Linked DNA regions of Homo sapiens: regions 1 and 2 are each linked to region 3. A link is a contact called in ENCODE Hi-C or POLR2A ChIA-PET data. All regions are on one chromosome and are shown on one strand. Each heading gives the region's core, a stretch centred on a gene start or an enhancer-like site at or near the end of the contact. The rest is flanking DNA. Distances are from core to core; before and after follow the strand shown.

The links. A loop is a pair of places that touch in the nucleus more often than their neighbours do. ChIA-PET counts read pairs that join two places held with the same protein, here RNA polymerase II (POLR2A). Pooled maps may share reads with other maps.
Region 1: a map of ovary shows a loop between it and region 3 (5-fold over the local background). The contact joins the promoter of ATP2B4 here to the enhancer-like site in region 3. A Hi-C loop is called at or near these places in 8 of 168 maps with a recorded cell type or tissue (CD4-positive, alpha-beta T cell, CD8-positive, alpha-beta T cell, K562 and 4 more), 8 of 37 single-sample maps with no recorded cell type and 23 of 50 pooled maps. POLR2A ChIA-PET finds 5 or more read pairs at or near these places in 1 of 52 experiments (CD4-positive, alpha-beta T cell).
Region 2: a map of naive thymus-derived CD4-positive, alpha-beta T cell shows a loop between it and region 3 (18-fold over the local background). The contact joins two enhancer-like sites. A Hi-C loop is called at or near these places in 3 of 168 maps with a recorded cell type or tissue (CD4-positive, alpha-beta T cell, MCF 10A and naive thymus-derived CD4-positive, alpha-beta T cell) and 7 of 50 pooled maps. POLR2A ChIA-PET finds 5 or more read pairs at or near these places in 1 of 52 experiments (naive thymus-derived CD4-positive, alpha-beta T cell).

The regions. Positions count from the first base shown.
Region 1 is chr1:203,625,094-203,629,097 of GRCh38, reverse strand. It overlaps ATP2B4 (ATPase plasma membrane Ca2+ transporting 4), which reads right to left and starts at 2,266. Exons shown (of 21, transcript NM_001684.5): 1 at 1,879-2,266. RefSeq lists enhancers at 1,525-2,397, 2,398-3,272.
Region 2 is chr1:203,700,210-203,704,235 of GRCh38, reverse strand. ATP2B4 (ATPase plasma membrane Ca2+ transporting 4) reads right to left here. Exons shown (of 21, transcript NM_001684.5): 5 at 3,905-4,026; 6 at 3,313-3,438; 7 at 2,157-2,192; 8 at 423-584. Among named protein-coding and RNA genes, the nearest start is that of SNORA77, 27 kb to the left of the region's middle. Within about 2 kb of position 1,980, at least 5 of the 41 ENCODE cell types and tissues checked have a DNase peak (open chromatin) inside an H3K27ac peak, as active enhancers do.
Region 3 is chr1:204,127,851-204,132,156 of GRCh38, reverse strand. It overlaps ETNK2 (ethanolamine kinase 2), which reads left to right. Exons shown (of 8, transcript NM_018208.4): 8 at 1-1,095. Among named protein-coding and RNA genes, the nearest start is that of ERLNC1, 11 kb to the left of the region's middle. RefSeq lists enhancers at 183-718, 719-1,255, 1,272-1,774, 1,775-2,278. Within about 2 kb of position 2,601, at least 15 of the 41 ENCODE cell types and tissues checked have a DNase peak (open chromatin) inside an H3K27ac peak, as active enhancers do; they include ovary, where a contact is called at or near this core.

The DNA of each region.
Region 1 (4,004 bases), core at 1,017-3,516, 500 kb after region 3:
AGATGAGCTCTCCTCTAAGTGTTTTACTTCCTTCTCCCGCAGTGTCTCAGCTGTAGCCTTTACCACTCCTCCAAGCCCTGGGGCTGAAGGCAGGTGTTTCCTCTCCCCCAGCCTGATTCCCACAGATTTGTCTGCTTCAGGGTTTAGGGCCCACCTTCCAGAACACGCCTTACCAAGCTGCCACCATCCTTCCTGCCCCTCCCAGAGTCTGCTCCCCAAGCCACCACCCTCAGCCAAGGAGGGTAACTCAGCACATGGGCTAGGAGGCCTCTTCCACTCCCCTTCTTCCTAAACACTCCTGGCCCAGCCCCTCGTCACTCCCAGGCTGCTTTCCTGGGCCTGGCCCAGCCTGGAATGAGCCTGGTCTCCTTCCTCCAGGTAGAGGGCTCAGAGTGGAGGGGGCGTAGTAGGGCCTCCAATGGGAAGCGCGTGGAGAAGGGGCAGCTTGGGGAGGGGCTTAAGGAGCAGGGCCAGGGTCTCTAGACTCCCTGCCAGACTCCTCACACAGAGGAGGGGGGCGCTGCAGAATGGGATTTTGTTTCCCTTCCCTCCCCCACTCCTTTCCCCTCTCCACAGGGGCCTCAGTTGAGTACCGGCCTATTTCTTCATCTGACATTCCCCCTGCCCGGCCAGCAGGCGCCGGCATCACGTCTGCAAGTTATTGTTAAGTCCGGCAGGAATGCCCAGGAGGGACGTGCCTCTGGCAGCAGAGTGCCCACTCCCCTCCCAAGATGCGGCTGGCCACTCCTGCACCCTCCACACCCAGTTGGAGAAGAGCGGCGGGTACCCTCAGGGAGGTGGAGGAGTGTAAGAGGCCAGACTCGACTCGGGGAAGGATGCCAGCAGCCCCCTCTACCAAGAGCGAGCCAAGTATGTAAAAGAAAGAGAGAAGGGAGAGCAGGAAGGACAATCCCAGTCTTAATTCCTAGCTCTTCAGCAAGCCAAGGCAGTGGCCCGAGACGCTCAGGGATCCTTCCACAGATGCCTGTGGCCCACCCCATCTGCCAAACACTCACCAGCCCCACAGTGTCCAGCCTCGACATCGGAAACTTTTCAATTCACCCTTCTCCTTCCTCCCCTTTGGGACCAGAGATGTGTGGGGCGGTGCCCTCGGAGACACTCATACAGTTGGTTCTGGACGCTCACACACACTCAAACAACAGCGGTACGAGGTAACTCCCAGCTTTTTCCACAGCTAATTATACATGTGAAAGTCTGAGGATGTTTTGCAAGCAGCACAGAGAAACTGCTGAGGTTTCTCTGCAAAGCTAAAGAAATTTAATTCGTGCACTCTCCTTCCCCACTCCTGCCAACTTCTCCCAGCCCACCTCCACCCCATGGCCCCAAAGTGCCCCTCTCCTAGTTCCCGCTGCAGCCCCTCTTTCTGCTGAAGATTTCTTTGGTTCCTTTTTTTTTTTTTTTTCCATCTCTCTTTTGGGCTTTCGAGAAAGGGAACAGACACGGAAAATATTTTTGCAACAGTTTTCCATCCTGCGTCTCATTCCCAAGCCAAGGGGGGAAGGGGAGGGCAGGAACGGAATGGGTTGAGGGAGGGGAGATAAATATTTTTTCCAAGAGCTCAATTTTGGTGTCAAAAAGAGAACCCTCCATTACCCTACCCCATAGCCCAGGAATGACAAGAACTAGGAAAAGAGAGATAAATCACTTGTTCGACTATATGGTTTCTCAGAACTGATAATAGGTAAAACAGTATTTGACAAATCTGTGCACACACACATATTTTAAAAAAAATCCTCCAAACCCAGTCGCATGAAATATTCTAGAAAGAGGAAAATCGGGGAGTTTTAGAAGCCATTGAGAGAAAAGAAAGAAACAAAGTTTGCAAATCACAAGTCAATTCATTCTCTGCAAGCCTACCTCTCTTTCTAGCAAAGATCCAGGTTTCTTCAGGCGGGACTCTCCCTCCGGGTTTCCATGGATGAGGGTAGGGTGGGGTGACCACCCACCAGTCTCCCCAGTGTGGCAACCAAGCTAGAGACGCTGGCTTTGCTCTCTTGCCTTTCTGGCTAAGGCCGGGGAGTGGGCTGGGTCTCCTCCCCCTGCCCCTCCAATGGGAAGGACCTCTCAGGTTCCTGAAAGAAAAAGGGTGCAGGAGAGCTGGGCGGGTGTCTCTGATCTTGCTCTCTTCGGAGGGATGGTGCCCCACGAAGTTCGTGCCCCCCCTCCCAGCCCCCAGCTTTGGACGATCTCAACAGCAGAGCTTTCTTAAGAAAATGCTTGTCATGGCAACAGCTCTAGCTAACTCGGGCCAGACTCTTGCTCACCAGCTCTCCCCAAGCAGTGCGGGAAGAGAGAGGGGAGGAGCAGGAGCTGGAACAGAGGTGGGACTTGGCGCGAGGCCAAACCATTACTCTACTGTTAAGGTGGCCCGATTCTTGCGGTTACTTCCTGGTTCGTCTTAAGGGGGAATGGGAAAAGAAAGGGAAGCAATCCTCTCCCCTGTCGGCTTTCTTCCCCGCCCTTGCTCTCACTTGTTGAATAGAAAGCTGAGTAGGGGTGGAGGAGGGGTGAGGGTGGAGGTGGGGAGTGGATGTGGGTGGCGGTATTCAACGGTTGCTGGGCGGAGGGGAAAAAAAAGGAAGCTTGGGCAGGCGGCTGGCTTCCTGCAGCTCCTACGGGCCTCTCAACCCCTTACTCACTTAGATCCAGGACCCAGAAACCCGAGGTGTCTGTGGACACTTGTATGTCCCCTCCTACCTTCCTGCTCCTGTCTGAATAGGGGGTTCCTTGGAGAAGGAGAATAAATTGTTTTGTAAACACACACACACACACACACACACACACACACACACACACACACACACCCGTCCTCCCCTACACCTTATATACAGGTCACATTTTGTTCCCTCTTGTCCCTGTACCCACCAGAGGTATACTGACAGTGCATGAAAATAGCTGCTTACTTTTGAGTCCTGCTATGCGTGGGCTATGACACCAAAAGCTTTGTCTATATGGTATCGTTTCTAGTCCTCATTTAATCTTGAAAGGTACTTATTATTAACCTCATTTCCTAGTTGAGGGAATTGAAGATTGAGTGTCTGGCCCAAGGTTATACATCCGGCTAATGACAGAGCCAACGATTCAAGACCAAGTCAGACAGACTCCAAAGCCCGAGTACTTTCCTGTACTTTGTATCATACTCCGGCACATATTTCCGTTTTAATTTGCACACACTCAGACATCCATGCACACTTATACACAGCCTGTAAACAGTTAATCACACCCCCATACCCACACACCCACTAGCATTGTGCAACAGTGCCACCCATAGATTTTGCATAGAACTTTATGGCTTTCAAGCACAAACATGCACCATCAGCTGGTTCACACAACATATCTTCATTGACTGACAGATTCCCACACCTACCTCAGCAAACACACTCATGTTTATATGCTTATGGAAGGCACATTGACATATGTCTCACAGGTTATAGCTATGAGCTATGCTGTGAAGAAGGTGACTGGCCACTACTTCCCAACCTTTTAAACAGAGGGTTGGGAAAAGGCCTCTTTGATCCTATCATTCTAACCCAACAGCTCACACCACCCCCTGTCCTTCTTTGCTGTCATCTCTGCCCCCAAGAAGCAGAGCCACATGTGCATGGAGAAACAGGGTTGTGAAACGGGGTCCAGTTTCCCCCGTGTCCAACTAGCACCCTTCCCAATGTTCTCTCATTTGGGTCCTCTTTTTCCTCTTCATTTTCTTACCCTGCTATTTCTTTTTTCTTTATGGTTTTTTTTTTTTTTTTTGAGACGGAGTCTTGCTCTGTTGCCCAGGCTGGAGTGCAGTGGCGTGATCTCGGCTCACTGCAAGCTCCGCCTCCGGGGTTCACGCCATTCTCCTGCCTCAGCCTCCCGAGTAGCTGGGACTACAGGCCCCTGCCACCACGCCCGGCTAATTTTGTTTTTGTATTTTTAGTAGAGACGGGGTTTCACCATGTTAGCCAGAATGGTCTCGATCTCCTGACCTCATGATCTGCCCG
Region 2 (4,026 bases), core at 731-3,230, 430 kb after region 3:
GCTCTGTGCTTAGCCAGATCCTACTCCTATGCTAGAGAATTGCCTGTAGCAAGCTGCAGCCTTCTCTATCTTTAAGGAATTTACAACCCAAAGCAAGAGACAGGTAAGCAGTTATTAAAGTCTTCCTTCTTGCTAATGTAAATCTCCCCTGCTGTAATATATGCTCTTTGTTTCTCATTCATTTGGATTAAGAGATCTCAGGGCCATTAACCCTTACACACAGGAAAACATTTCTCTCTGAAAAAGCCTAGGGAGCGACCAAACAGTGGCGGAGATAGGGAAACAGCCGCCTAGCCCCAACTAGCCACCCTGAAGTTTCAGCTTCTTTCTGCCAGTCTCGGTCGGTGCAGAAAGAAGGGGATAAAAGTGATGAGGATCCAAGACAACATTGATAAACCACAACGAGGCTCTACCCTACTCACCGGCTTTCCCAATCTGAACAGCCAGGCGAGTCAGCTTGCCCTGCAGCACTGACTTCTCCTTTTTAGGCACCTTGACTGCCTTCTTGTCCTTTTCCTCATTGTCGATTCCCTCCTGGCTGTTGAGTGGCTGGATTTCCAGGGCCACTCCGTCTTGGGTCTTTGCTGGAGTGTACACACAAATAGGACAGGTGAGCAGGCAAGGTGGTAGCACTGAGTGGCAGGCAGGTGGAAACCAGAAAACCTTCCTGTCTCTTTCCCGGAATATACCTTGGACCCTGACATCAGTTCCGACCACTTCCAACCCATGCTAGACATGGAACTTGCCTTCAACACTCTATTAGGGCCTTTGGAATAATATTCTAATGAGTTTAGATGAAACTGGGGTGCTTTTAGGGTATGGATTTCTTCTTCAGTGGCAGCTTCCTGGTACTACCTCAGAGTCCCAAGCTAGGTTTATTCCAGCAAGGGGATTAATCATGTCACTAAGCACTATTAAAACAACCATCCTTCCTGGAACTCAGTGCTTAAAATAGTGAATCTTTACTGCAGAAAGGGGCTGAAGGAGAGGGTTGGCAGATGTTTCTGGAGCACAAGATTGCTCTGTTAAATGGTTTATCTCTCTCTCTCTCTCTCTCTCTCTCTCTCTCTCGATTGTCAGGGAAGAAACACATACCCCCAGACCCAGGGTATTTTCCAGCCCCTTCTAGCAGTTGAGGATAGGAAAAGAAAATTCCCTTTCTTCCCTGCCTGACAAAGGTAGAGAGATACAGAGTGGGACCTGGGGTTAAGTCTTTTGGGGAAGAGGGAAGAAGCTGGTGTGAGGGACCTCCTGGAATAAGAGAAAGCAGGGATAAAGAGAGACATATAAATCCATTTTGCTTTTAAAAGAAGAGTTAAAGACCTAAAATTAAAGAATTATTTCTGTTTAGCTCTGGTTTTCCAATGTGATGACTTTATTTCTAAAGACTGCTGTGATGTGGGTTACAAAGTAAAAACAAATCTCTAGGAGCGTCACAAGACAGTAGTTCTTGCTGGCTCCCAGCACCACTCCACTTTCACTGCTATAGGGCTCAGCCCCTTGCTTAGGATACCCTTCCTGAGTAGTCCCTGCTGTCAGACTCACAAACAAGAAGACGGAGACAGAATGTGAACACAGTCACCAAAAGAGACACACACATCAGATCAGGAGGAAGAAAACAGACTGTGGCAAGAACAAAGAAGGGAGGTGGGGAGAGAGATACAGAGAAAGGGCTCTCTCCAAGCACCCCTGAGAAGACCAGCAGAGAAGGGATCCAGACCAGAAGAGGACACTTATGAGGAAGCTAGCAAGAGGACGGTGCAGGGACTACCCACCCCACCTCCCTCCACCATGAGGACCCTGAAGTCTTCCAACCCAGAAACTGATGACTGTTGGTGTTTAAATCAGGCTGAGGTCAATGAAGCAGAGTTCAGCTCCCTAGGAAGAGCAGATCAATCCTACACACTCCCCAAGACAAACCTTGACATGACATTCTGTGAGCCAACAGCAGAGGGTGCTGTTGTCCCATCTTAGATTGGGATCAGGACCTTGAGACCACCCCAAAAATCTCTGCACCTTCCTCAGGATGAGGCATCTGAGCCACAGCAGCAGATAACAGATTTATGGAGAGGAAAAGGGAGAAGGAAGATGGCCTGGAAAGGTCTGGTTTGAGTGTGGGCAGGTAGAGATGGTAAATGAGTAGTTGGAGAGGTTACCTTTGTTGCGATTTTCAGGGACTCCTTGTTTTTTACCTGTTTGAACAAGAAAGAAAAAAGTGGGGTCGAAACCCAAAGTAACTATTAAGAGATCCAATTTGTTGGTCCTGCTCAGAGCCCAGAAGGACAACAGCAAAGTGTTTGGGTTGCAGGGAAGGGACATAAATGTAAAGGAAGCTCACATCTCTGTTTTCATTCATTCTTGCTAGAGGCTGTCATGAATCCTCGGGATATCCACCAAAACGCTCATGTAGGTGAGTGCATACTCATACCTGAGGTGCTTTCTCTTGCTCCTGGCCTGAGTCACATTGCTTGGAAAAATGGGGTGGGGATTAGGAAGTGAGAGGTTTGAACCGTTTCTGCCTGATGGCAAAGACTTTGAAAGGTGTCTCCGTGTTACTTCAACAGCACCAGGCAAGCTTCCCCCTTATTCATCTGCAGGCAGCTGCAGAAATGAATTATTTAGTTCCTGAGAGAATGTGTTTTGTTTCCTTTTCATAAACTGTCCTCCACTAAACAGCTCAAGATGATTCTCCAGCCAAGTGGTAGAAACCTTCTCTCCCCTAAGGGAAGAAGGAATGCTTAGGGAAACGTGTAGACTTGGTTTTAGTATCTTCTCCTCTTTCTCCCTCTTATTCTTTCCTTCAGGAATAACTGAGTGGCAAAGACTGAACTAACTGTTCCTACTCTTCTAGCTGTGTGTCTCTTCCATTGAGAGCCTACAGTTTCGGCAGAAATCTATTTTACTCTTCTGGCCAATTTTCTCTTAGTCTTGATGGTTCGTTTAACCCCCCATCTTTGAGGAAGAAAGTTGGGGAAGGAGGGGGAGTACACGGAAGGCATTTGGGGCTACCAGCACCTAGCCAGTTTATTTAGGGCAGGCTTTATAACTCATCCCTTTACAAGCTACCATTAGACATAAAAATCAAGGCTCAAATTCAACCTGATTTGGGAGCCTAGAGCCAGGATCTGGTTTTCATCAGAGCTCCCTGGAGCCAAGGATTTACATCTTTATCTCAGCAAGGAGTTTGGATATCTGCTTTCTTCATGGCAGCAGATTCTTCCAACCATGCTTTCTATCCAGATCTGCTCCCTCGCTTCCTTGTTTGTCCATGGGGATGAGAGGAAAGAGAATCTCATTCCAGATGCCCCTTACCTTTCTTCTTTTTCTCCCCTTCGTCATCCTCATTGACCCCCAAGAGAGTAAGGATGATTCCAGTCTGAGAGTTGACACCAACAGCTGTCACCACCATCCGGCCAGAACCTTCCATGACATGGGTCCCTACACGGGAAAGGAGAAGATGGGAAGGAATGGGTTTTTTAATACCTAGACATGATTTGGTATGAAACACAAACTTAGAAGAAAAAATACTCCTCCCTACCCCATGGATAATGATGTGCTTAGCACAGTAGGAAAAGGTCAAGAGCTGGGCGCATTTAAAACAGACCAGACAAATTGGGAGTAAGGAGGAAAATGTGTCTAACCGCTTTAGGGTAAGCCCTCCCTCCTGCCCCCGCCACCCCTGCAACCAGCAAAGCCCCTTCAAGGCCCTTATAACACTTGTTTCATGGAAAACTTCATTTAGGCTGCCTGATATCCTTGTATTCCACCCACCAAAATGCTGTTGCCCCAGCTGAACCCCAGGGAAGGAGATGGGACAGAGTCAGAGGAGAGAACAGGGTCTGGATCCTGTGGCCTAGGTGTTTGCAGGGAGGTAAATGGGAACTTGGGCAGCCAGGGCCTATACCTGAGAGCAACATGGGGTCTTTGTCCAGGGACTTCTTGACATGGTCAGATTCCCCTGTCAGAGAGCTCTCATCAATCTTCAGATCATTCCCTTGGATCAGGATTCCATCTGCAGGCAGCAGA
Region 3 (4,306 bases), core at 1,352-3,851:
TCTGTCTGGCCAGACCTGTTCTCCAGAGCTCAATTCTGCACTCTGGGATCCACACCCTTGGACAGGGTGGGAGAGGGGACACATGGGTGTCCAGGGAGAAGGCTCTGTCCCTGCCGCCAGACCCCAGTGGTTGCCACTGAAGACCTCATTCTCCTGTCTGGAGGGGCTGATAGGACCCCCTTCCGGGGGTCCCCTTCACCCCACCAGGCTTGGGAGGAAGTGCCTGCAGCCAGGTCCTGAACCATAACCACCCCTGGGAAACACATCATTCCCAGCCTCAGGCCCTGCTGGAATTGGGGCTGCCTTATATGTGTGTTTACCCCTTCCTGGCCTGGGGAAGGAGGCGGGGAGGGCTCCTTTCTACCTCCAGTGCCCTGAGCCTCCAGTCCGTCTCCCCCTGCATGCCCCATGTGGGAGGTGCTGAGCTCCAAACCAGCATCACACCAACTCTGACACATGGATGTACCTATCTTGGTGATGGGTGGGGGCCAAGAATTGAGCATGACATCTTCCCCAGCAGCCACCTCCTCTGAGATCCCTCACCTTCTCCAAACCAGATCCAATCAAACCTCAGCCCGAGGAAACATGCTCCCCAACGTGCTCTCCTGTGCTTCTGTTTTGTCCCCCTGCTGGGGGGACAGGAGAGGGAGTGGTGAGGCCCTGGGCCTCCAGAGCCTGGCTCTGCTTTGTGCTGTGGCTTAGCCGGAGGGGACGTGGCCAAGGGTGAGGTGGCCAAAACCAGAACCAGCAGTCTCCTGCCTTGTTCCCTCCCTGGCCCTCAGGCCCTCCTTCCAGGGATGTCTCTCCAGCTCTACTTTATGTCCTGAAGCTGACCCGAGGTCTTCCTATCTGGAATGACTAGAGGGAGCCAAGAGGATGGGGTGGGGGCCAGGGCCCCCCAGGGCCTATCGTGGGAGAGCCTGGGCAGGATCCCATCAGAAAGGTGCTGACTAAACTGGTTGCCCGGACACTCAACAGCCTCCACCTCCCTTTCTACCCTCACAGCTCCTGGGGCCTTCCTGGCTCTGGCCCAGAAAGTGATTCATTTGTAAATTATCATGGTTTTCTTTCTGCATTAAAATGCTCATTTCCGGACTGCTGTGTCTTGAGTGACAATGGTGAGGAACTGACCCCTGCGTGGGGGCTGAGGGGTGCTGTAACCCCTCCTGATATCCCCCCTCCACCTGGGCTTCATGCTGAAGTCAAGGTAGCCGCCTGCACACATCCTCCTGTGCACCTAGCTCCGAAGGCTCTGGGCAGGGCCCCCTATTTCTCTCACTCAGCTTCTGTGCCTTTGACTCTCTTAGTAGAACCTACCAGTTAAACCCGGTAAAGCACTGCTTAGGGGGAACTAGGCTGTGGATTACAAGGACTTTGGTTGACCCAGGAGATGAACCAGTGACATTCTAAATAGAAGTGCTCAGGACACCTTCCTCGGTCATGTCTGGCTCCCAGCTGTCAGTGGGGTGGGGAAGGGGCTGCTCTGCCTGAGAACAGGCAGGAGTGATTTCTGGAACCAATCCGTCACTTTTTCAGAAGGCCAGAAGGAAGAGCAGAAACTCAAAGATGAGAAGGGGGCACCCCTCTTGGCAGCCCAGTCACTCCGGCTATACTTCCCAGGCTGTGCACTGGGCAGCAGCTGCTCCAGGACTGCCCCCCTGCCAGTAAGTGCCCAGTGCCCTTAGGGGCAGCAGAGGCAACAGCAGCAGCAGCCTGCCAGGTGGACTCTGGTTGTTTGGCTTTTGCCTGCAAAAAGCACCCTGGTGCCATGGCAACCACTGGAGCTGGCACCTGCAGCTGGAGCTTTCAAGGTCATGGTGATCCAGCATAGCCAGGCCCTCCATGGGCAGCAGCCTCGGGGGGTGACAGTGGGGGGACACGAGCGAAAGAGGTGCCCAGGCATAGGGATGGTGCCAGGGCTGGGCAGGTAGGGGCCCCCTGGGGTCACCTGTGGGGTCAGGTGGTCATCATAGACACTACCTGTCTGGACTAAATAGCAGTGTCCCCGCTCCTTCTTCCTCTCTGAGCCACCTCTGGAATTGAGGGCAGAATTAACACTGTGAAGCCAGCTTTGTTTCCAGCCTCCTGGGTCTTGATGCTGTTGCGCTGGAGATAAGTGTTGCAGTGGTGAGTAGGGAATGGCTGGGACAGAGCCCCCCCCCCCCCCCCGGGTATTGTCCTGTGCCCCTAAGGTCCTGACCACCATCTGTATGGGAAGGAATTAACAGCAGACATCATCCCACTGCCGCCTCTGAGAAAGCATTCTCCTTCCCCCAGTCCTCCAGGGGAGTGAGCCGGTGTGGTGGCAGGGAACACAACCCTGTTCCTCAAAGTCTGGGAGTTCCACCTTGGCTCCTTTCACTGCCACCCCAGGCTAACCAGCACTCCTGTCCTCCTGGCTGAGCACCAGGCCTGGGAGCCTCCCAGTGTGATCCGGGTTCCACCCCCTCGGGCCCCTTCCAGGACTCTTAGCAAAGAGCTCTAGTTAAAGGACTCCTGGGCACATTCACCTTCCCAACGGGCTCTGCCCCTCGGTCTCTGCCGGAGACGCACGGAGGGGACGAACTTGTAGCCCAGCTTTCCTGGTAATGACCACAGCACTCTGCTCCTGGCCTCTCCAACCACCTGGCCCCATCCTGCCTCTCATGAGACAGGGGTGGGGCTCCAGGACCCGCAACTGTGTCTCAGCAGAGGGAATAAGGCAGGCAAGACAAGAGGACTTGCGGGAGGGAAGAGGAACTCAGGACCGACAGGTGGGAATGAGCCAGGCTGGGAGAGTCTTGAGACTGGCAGGACATGGTTTGGACCCACCAGTGGAGTGGAGGAGGCCGGGGGCCGAGAGGGGCGGGCGGAGAGGGGAGGGCGGAGAGCGGAGGGCCGGAGGGCAGAGGGCTGAGGGGAGTGGGAGGTGCAATGGGCAGCTCTCCATCGTGACCACCAGGGGGCAGGCGCCGCCGCCAGCTCCTCCTCCCACCTCTGCCTGCATCTTTTCCAGACGTGGCGTGGGGAGGGCGAAGGAGAGGAGGCTCTGAGAACCCGGGCTGGGGAAAAAACAGCCAGCCAGCGTTCAGGACGCTCCCCATACCAAATGGCTGGGCCCTTAATTCTTGGGCAGTCTCCATTCCACACCCTCCCAACTTTGTGGCCCTAGAATCAACCACCACACCTACCCTCTCTCACCACTACCCTCTCCAATCTAGAAATCCCTCCACCAGTACTCAAGAGCTTGAGGACTTGAGTTGGGAAGTTCACTCTTTTTTGTGGAAAAGGTGTTCTTTATGTCAAGACAGTCTTGAACCTCATCCAGGAGCTCAAGTTCTGCCTCATGAACTTTGTGCAATACTACACTTTGCCCACCTGGCAGTTTTGGAGAAAGCAATCTTGTCCTTTCTGTCCAACTCTGTCTTCTTTTCTAGAGGAAACACGCCTGACCCTTCTGACTATTCCTCTAAGGACAATGTGCACCAGGATCCCTCCTGTGCTCCTCCATGTGGGGTGCCTGCTTCAGGGCCCCTCCATTGTGAGACTTCCCTAGTGAGGGGGCGAGGAAGGGCACGCTACCCCTGGGACTAGGTCTGTGTGGGGTACACTGGACCATCACCTCCCCTGTTGTGAACACAAGCCTCTATTAATGCAGCCCAAGTCCAACTCTTCCACAAGAACTACTGCCATTCGGTTTTGCTGTCCCCACTCTATACTGATGGGATTAATTTTTCACTACAAGATGTGTCTCTCTAGAGCCTGGTTAATATGCATTTTTGAGGTGTTTCAGTCTGTCATCCGGCCCTTGCAGGCCTATTACTTCTCCTAATGGGATAACTAGGTCTGAAGTGTTCACTCAAAGCATGTGTCATGGATAGAGAGCCCTGAAGCATTATCATTAGAGACCCTGCTTCATTAATTAGCATCGTAGGGGCCTCAGATGGGCTTCAGGGTAAACCTTTGTGGGCCCTTTTCTAAGAAAAGGATCCACAGCTTTCATTAGAGTCTCAAAGGGCTACTTCTCTGAATGGTAAGAACCAGGTATAAGGTTTAATCTTGTTGTCAGATGAGGACAATGAGGCCCCAAAGGAGAGACCTGGCTCCCACTCCCCAACCCCAGCCATGTGGCCAGTTCTAGAGAGACCCCGAGCTTCATGACTCCTATTACAGTGCTCTTACTACTGCCTTCTTTCTTAGGATCCGGGTGGCCTCACCTCGTCAAGGTAGGGGCATTCAGCGTGGGCTCTGTGGAGGGCATGTGTCACTCACAAGCTTGGCCTGGGATTCCCTTGCATTAAGCCAATTCCTCTGAGGCCCCAGGCCT